Regions from separate parts of the Homo sapiens genome. Here region 1 is linked to region 2. Evidence: chromatin contacts called from ENCODE Hi-C data. All regions are on one chromosome and are shown on one strand. Each heading gives the region's core, a stretch centred on a gene start or an enhancer-like site at or near the end of the contact. The rest is flanking DNA. Distances are from core to core; before and after follow the strand shown.

Region 1 (3,730 bases), core at 156-2,655, 900 kb before region 2:
GGGATGCTACGAGTCCTGGGCTCGTTCAGGGGAGGATTTTGTTTGGAATTCTTAGTCGCCAACCTCTGGCACATAGGCATAGCCTCATTAAAACATGAAGCTCCAGTGGTCAGCTCGGATTCCTCTGGGAGCCGGTTGGGATGACTGTCACAGCTGTTGAGTCCCAGGGGTAGGTGGAACCAGGAGCCAGGCATGTTCAGTTTGCCTCGTGTGACAGGGGAGGGCAGGAGCATCACCTCTTGAGGCACAGCATGAATACGTATGTGGGAGTCAGACAAGCTGGCGCGGTGGGCACAGATCAGCTGAAAAATACGCACCCTCCAGGCCCGGACACCCACACTCACCTACCCACGGCTGACTGCAGGGCCCAGGGTGGCCCCACAAAACCAGAGATTTCTCTTTCCTGATTTTACTAGAAATGTGGGAGCCCTGGTTTGAAAGCAGAGTCGACGTGGAGACCTTTCCGGTGAATTAATATTTTAAGAATTGCTATTTTTAGGGCCCAATCTCTCTGTGAGTATCCTCCAAGGGGACATGCTGCCAAAACGCATAAGAGTCAGAGAGCCCTGGCTGTTGACACTGGAAGGGACCTTAACTCTGTATGAAGCAATAGCCCCAGGTTCCTGACCTCTCTGAGCCTCAGTTTCCTCATCTGTAAAGTGAGCTAATCATGTCTGTCTGTAACGGCTGTTGTGAGAATTAAATGCAATGTTGCATAAAAAAGAATGAGTCCAGGCTTGGCATATGGTGAAAGCTTAATGAATACATCAAACATTTAAACATGATCAATTTCCAAATAAGAAAACCTTGCTCGGGAGAAGAGAAATACCAGACAGAGTCTTACAGAAAGCAGTAAAACTGAGACTGGGAATAAAAGCTGGGGTCTTTTTACTGAGAACTCTTGGGAATTTTGCTCTTTAGGAAGACCACAGAGCGGGACCCCTGACCACAGAGAGGGACCAGGGGACCTTTTCACATCTCCCTGCATTCCTGCCACCCAAGGGGAAGGAGGACACAGATGAGAGGGAAGGAGCCAATTGCCCTTGGAGGAATGCAGATGACCCCAAGGCGACATTGTGGCTGTATTATCCGGCACCGTTCACAGCACTTTACATGTATTATTTCATTTGATTCTCATAGCAGTTTTCTGTGGTGTAGGATATGCTGACTCATTTTGTTTATTTTATAGCTAAGGAGTCTTATGCTCAAGGAATTTGAGTGACTTTCCCAGGGTCACCAGCGGGATGGTTAACTTTATGAGTTAACGTTGACAGGGCCACAGTACCCAGATATTTGTGCAAACATTCTTCTGCATGTTTCAGTGGGAGTATTTTTGGGTAAGATTAACATTTAAGTCAGTTGACTTTGAGTAAAGCGCATTGCCCTCCATAATGCAGGCAGGCTCATCCAACCAGTCAGAGGCCTTAACAGAACAGAAACTGGCCTCTCGCAAGCAAGGGGGAATCGTGCCAGCAGATGGCCTTTGGATTTGAACTGCAACATCAGCTCTTTCCTGAGTCTCCTGCTGGCTGGCCTGTCTGCAGATTTTGAACTTATACCTCCATGATCGCATAAGCCAATTTCTTAAAATAAATCTCTTTCCCTCCTTCCTTCCCTCCCTCCTTCATACGCACACATCCTGTTGGTTCTGTTTCTCTGGAGAATCTTGACTACCACACTCAACTAGTAAGTGATGGAAGAGCCAGGATTAAAAACCCAGACAGCTGCTTCCAGAACCCATTACCATCTTTACAGGGCCCCAAGGACACAGGGTGGGAGCAAGGTGGGGGCAGATATGGCAGAGCCACTTTCAGAAAAAGAAATGTATTACAAATAATCCATGTGCTATTTCCTGAATCCACACCTCTGGGTAGCGAAGGCAAGAAGTAAACAGAGTCCCATATAGGATGGTGGAGGGACAAAGATGGCCAGCCCCTAGCATGTGCTGACCACATTTTCCATGCCACACTGAACTGGCTACTGCACGGGCATGATCTCATTCAATCGAAAGCCCCTTGGGGCTGTGGGGATTGTTACTGTGTTAGTGCTGCAGATGAGAGGGCAGCTGCTGTCTTGGTTGGTGCTCAGCTGAAGATACCATGAGAAAATGCTCCCTCCAACAGCATCAGAGAGACCTGGTTTCTAAGCCTGGCTCTGTCTCTTATTAACAATCTGACCTGGAGACTTAAATGCTCTAAGTCTAGCTTCCTCATCCATCAAACAGGGACAGCAGTTCTTCCTTGAGGTGTAGAACTAAAGAATAATGAAGATAAAGGACCCAAGGTCACAGCACAGTTCCTAACCAGGGAGTCTTGGGAAATCATCTATTTCCATTCATTCTATCACATTTTCACAGCTTACTGTGTGCCAGGCACTACTGTCTACTTAAAATACAGTGGACGAAACTCAGGCAAGTTCTTACTTGCATGGAGATTACATTCCAGTAGGGAAAGACAAGGAATGGGAGGAAAACAAATGATCAGCGTGGTCATTTACACTGTGTAACTGCTCTGCAAATTGCTTCCCAGGCGGTGGGCCAGAGAGTTGGGAGGACGGGTGGGCTGCTGGAGAGGATAATGATGACGTTGGCACTGACAACTATGATGAGCTGCAGGACCTTGAACAGGCGCCTTCCCTCCTCTGAGTCTCAATTTCTTTACCACACCATGAAGATCTAAGCTCTACTTGTAGGCTGTTGTAAGGACTGCATGATTGTAGGTAACAGCAGTGTCAGCTACAAAATGGGTGGAGTCCAGTGCAAAAAGAAAATGCAGGGCCCTTTGTTCAAAGCTTTAAGGATTTCACGATGGCAAGTACCGGGCATTAAATCAAACACGGACCCTCCTTCATGTGGGGCCTTGTGCCACCAGCCACCCTGGTAAAGGCATCTGCGTGTCATGGGTACTCAGTCCCAGCTGCTCCTATGGGGTGGGACTTGCACTTCCTGCTTTGCACACCATCAGGGGCTTAGCAAGAAGTTGCTGGCTCAAGGTCCCATTAGTGTGGTGCTTGGACAGGATTCTTGTCCTGTGAACAAAATATCTGTTCACAAAATTAGACATAGCATCAGGAAAATTCCTGTACCTCTTCAGAGTAATGCTCTTCTATTTCATAGTATAATTTTAAATGCAGAAGCCTGGCCTTTTGCATTCTCTTGGGTAGCGTTGGAGAGATTCGGGAGGAGGGCTGGGAGGGAAGCGAGGGCCTGGATTAAATAGATCAGGGTGTGCGTGGCCATGGGGATGGGGTTGCTCTGACATAGCATGTTCAGTTCCATTTTCTTTTTTATCTGCTAAGTGAAGAGATAATGAAATAGCTTACAGCCAGCTGCAGGATGGGTCTGGTTAGGAGCGGCTTCACCAGAATAATAAACATATTCAAATTGCCCCTGAGAAGCAAGCAGTGGGCTGGGGAGATGCTCTGCACAGTGAGCATAGCCCCGTGATCGAGGCAGTGGTTTTCCTCAGGGCCTGTCTCTGACGGTGGTAGCTACAGCTGCAGCCCTGGGAGTCACAGTGCCATAGCCTTAAGCTGCTCTGAACTGTTCCCAGCTTGGCAGTCATCGCTAAGGTGATCCCAAAGCAAGGTGATCCCAAAGTTTTATCAAGTGCAGCAGGAGAAGAACAGAATGCTGCTATATCAAAACACCACGAACCGGGGGCTTAAACAACAGACTTTTCTTTCTCACCATTCTAGAGTCCAAAAGTCCATGATCAAGGTGTTGGCAGGG
Region 2 (3,833 bases), core at 90-2,589:
TCTTTTGTGCACATGTTTTCTCTCCTTCTGTCTCTAAAAAGACATATGCTGAATTCTGGAAGCCGCAGTCCCGTAAGATTAGTATTGGTTCTTAGCAATAGGTTATTTAGCTATTGATTATACTTTTCCTAGGTTAAGATGGCCTTATTTATTTTTTCTGGTAAGATTTCCAGACTGATGGAATAAAGAACTTGATATATTCAGCTAACATTTATCACTTACAGCTTGCCTCAAGGAAGGTGGAAAGTGAACCCAGAATACTATATTTTAAAGCCTCCTTGGGCCTGCAATTTTGAGTAGAAGTTGAGTGATGGGAATGAAGACATTCTGGGCAGAGAGAAGCAGGTGCCAGAGTGCAGGGCAGAGAAGAGGAGGCTTGCTTAAGGAAAGGCTCTGTGGTCTGGCACGCAGGTGGTTGCAGGAAGTGCAGGAACAGAAGCTGGTAGATGGAGCTGGCTCCTTTAGCCAGTGTTTAACAAGGTGAGTGGATGGGACTGACTGACCAATTTCATTTGTAGGGTGAAAAAGAGAGAAGAGTGTAAAATGGCCAAGGTGTTCTAACTTGGAATCTAGAAAGGATGAAGACTTTCTCTTTGGGGCCGTCAGAACAGGAGGGACTAGGAGTAAGCCAGAGGGTGTGAGTGGCTGCATGAGGATACCGTTGGGACATATTGCTTTTGAGGCGTCAGTGGGACACACAGTGGCAGTATCTAAAAAGCATTTGGATACACTCAGCTTGAACACAGGAGGGAGGCAGCGGCTGGGTGGACAATTCATGTAGACAGTAAATAAAGCTATGGATTGGAATGAGTGAGCTTAGCAAGAACATGTAAAGAAAGAGCCAAGGGCTGAACTTACAAGAAGTTTCAGAGATTAACAAAGGCAGAGAGGGAATGAATGAAGGTGAAGAAAAGGAGTTATAGGTTTTAGAAAAGAACCTAGAGACAGTGGTGTTCTGGAACCCGAGGGAGGCTAGTGCTTCAGGAGGGGACAAGGAAGGAGGAGGCAGGAGCAGGGAGGAGAGCCATCCGAGTTTGGTGAGGCCTGGTGAAGAGTGTCCCCCTCAGTAGGAATTGGGGGAAAGTGACAGGAGTTGCTTACTCAACAACTGCTGAAAGAAAAGAAGAAAGCGAGAAAGGAACAGTTCCTTTATGTATTCCCTCAACAAACTCGCTGCTGTGGTCCTGAGCACAGTGGAATGTCTGTGGCTGTGCTAGCCTCTTTTGTGGGTGATTGGTCACTGGGGAGCTTCTTTTGCACAGGGATAGGACTCAGACAGTCCCCACTGTGACATCAGCAGGTCAACATGCTCCAGAGGTGTGTTAGTTCTGAACTTTTAGCTCTGACTTAGTAATTGCTATTGATGCATTTTTCAATTAAGAGTGAAAGGAGTTAGACTCGGAATTTAGTCAGTGGGCTCCAAATTAAACTTGGGTACATGATCCTTGTGAAAAATCACTTTAACTTGTCAGTAGTTGGCAAACATACAGCAGTGGTTTTTCTGGCTGTGCCTTTGGCTGCATACTAACTGAACAGCAAGCTGTGTCCACTGATTGAATGAAAAAAAAATAATGATTTTGTGTTACAGGGACCTTTTTACAATATGCCAGAGGGACCTACTGGAGTCTCTTTAATCTTGAACAATGCTTGTTTCTTGCAGAGGCAAATTATGCAAATCAGTACTTAGTGTTCCATAATCAATCAGGTCTTTGTTGGAAGTGTTGTGAGTGCCAGCAGAACAGAATTTCTATCATCCTGGGAAGGGTGAGGGGGTTTGCAAGTCAAACCACTGCTGTGATCAGCAAAGGACACTTGCCGACTGCTTTGAACTCTCCCCACAGTCAGAATGCGGTCGCTCTTTGAGAAGAATCCCATCATTTTGTACCAGGGTTTTTGTTGTACAGTATATCGTGCTTTGGGTAATTCACAAAACACCCACGAAGGAACAGCTAGCAAGGCTGTTCTGTGGGTGACACATAAAAACAAAGCTGGGCCTGCCGCCTGGGATGGCAGCTGGCAGCCATGCTCCCAGAGCTCCCTTTGTGTGGAATCTGCCTAGAGTGCAGTGTTTCAGAATATTCCTGGACTCAACTCATCTGTAGTGCATATGTATGCTTAAAAACAATCTCATTTCAGCTTCCTCCTGCACAGAATGGTGAACCTTTATTAATCCTTTGATTCCAGATCAAAAGAATCAGAGAAATTTTTAAAGTCCTTGGGAAAAAACTGCTGTTTTTGAGAGGTCCTGTTATTACTGCTGCTCTAATACTTGTGTTGCCATCTAGTGGATAATGGGAAGTATGTGGCTGCCTTAGTATGTTTGGAGTTTATTGTACCCTATTACTGATTCTTGAAGGGGATAGAAAATCAATTCAAAAAGTTTTTTAAAAAAAGAAAATCCCATGTGGAGCATTAAATAGTTATTGAGGAGCCACTTTGGGCTAGGCAGACGCCTCAGCAGCTTATGTCAGGGAGACATGAAAACAATTCAAAACTCAGAAGATGGTGACATCTCTGCAAGGGATGTATTTGCAAGATGGATCCTTAACCTGGCCTCGAGTTAGCAGGGAAGCCTTTAGGAGGTGTGACACCTGAGCAGAGCCTCACGCATAGGAGTGAGTCAGAAGACAGGATTGGGAAGCAGGGAGGGCTTTGCGTCTGGAGACAGCAGCAGAGCGTAGGGCACTGGCGGGCCTTGGGCATGAGGATGTGGGCTTATCCTGGGTTAAAGGGGAAGGTAATGTACAGTTTTAGTCAAGGAAGTATGTGGGAAGATTCACCCTTTTTGATTGTTTAATAACATGTTTTATCTGATTATAAGGATTTTACGTAGTAACTGTAGAAAAATTTTAAAGTGCAAAAAGTATGAAGAAGAAAGCAGTCTCCAAATCTTACCACCTACAATCATTGATACCTTGCCGAGCAGTCTTTTAGATTCCCCTCTATGTATGTATACAGCTCTAGGTGTGCATTTCCTATGTTTCACGCATATGGGTCACACCATACATGCTTTGGGCAACCTCTGTTTTGTCTCAGTTTTTCCCCACTAGGTAATATGCTTATGGGACTTTCATCCATGTTAGTAGTTCCTGGTGTTGAGTCCATGTCAACTGTGTAGATCCACTGATAGGACCAGCTCTCACAGGAGACCTGTTTGCCTATTGGGATGCTGTGTTGTTTTGTTTGGTGTTTCCTAGTAAAACCTTTATGTGTATAAGAGCAGATAATGTAAGAGAGTCTTTTTTTCCCCCTGTCAAATGCATCTCATGTAGGGACCATACTGCTGTTTTATAATGAATTTGGTTTTATGGTAGATGGGTTTTATGGAGAATTTCAATGTCTTGATGATCTAGGAAATTAGCGTCATTAAAATATAGCTAGTTAAAAAGTAAACTTGATTTATCTTTGGAGAAAGAATGGGATGAGTCAGATGAATGCCTGTAGTTTTAGAATGGAGTTTAAATAACTTGTTTGGTTAAGTATTAGCCTAATGAAGGAGCCAGAGCCTGGCTGATCCTGGATTGTGGCTGTTAGTTCTGTGCTGGCCCATAGCTATAGACAGTGCCTTTCACCTGAACAAGTTAGATCTCACTATGTCCCTTCTACAGGTCTGGTAAATGCGACCTGCAGTGACTTAATTGTACTCAGATGGGACAGCAGAGTCATCTTTGTGGGTAGACTTGCAGAAGCTAAAAGCACACAGGCACTCGGTTTGAGACATACCAAACAAAAATTTATTTTTGTATTTATTTCAAACCATTTATACAGGATGTGTTAGTTTACTGTCTTCTCATCTGCAAAAGGGTAATAATGATACCTACCCTAAGGGATTG

The links. A loop is a pair of places that touch in the nucleus more often than their neighbours do. Pooled maps may share reads with other maps.
Region 1: a map with no recorded cell type shows a loop between it and region 2 (12-fold over the local background). The contact joins the enhancer-like site here to the promoter of STX18-IT1 in region 2. A Hi-C loop is called at or near these places in 1 of 168 maps with a recorded cell type or tissue (PC-9), 2 of 37 single-sample maps with no recorded cell type and 6 of 50 pooled maps.

What each region holds. Positions count from the first base shown.
Region 1 is chr4:5,379,771-5,383,500 of GRCh38, reverse strand. All of the region lies in intron 4 of STK32B (serine/threonine kinase 32B), which reads right to left. Among named protein-coding and RNA genes, the nearest start is that of LINC01587, 140 kb to the left of the region's middle. Within about 2 kb of position 1,405, at least 2 of the 41 ENCODE cell types and tissues checked have a DNase peak (open chromatin) inside an H3K27ac peak, as active enhancers do.
Region 2 is chr4:4,479,206-4,483,038 of GRCh38, reverse strand. STX18-IT1 (STX18 intronic transcript 1) reads left to right here and starts at 1,339. Exons shown (of 4, transcript NR_126434.1): 1 at 1,339-1,434. All of the region lies in intron 1 of STX18 (syntaxin 18), which reads left to right.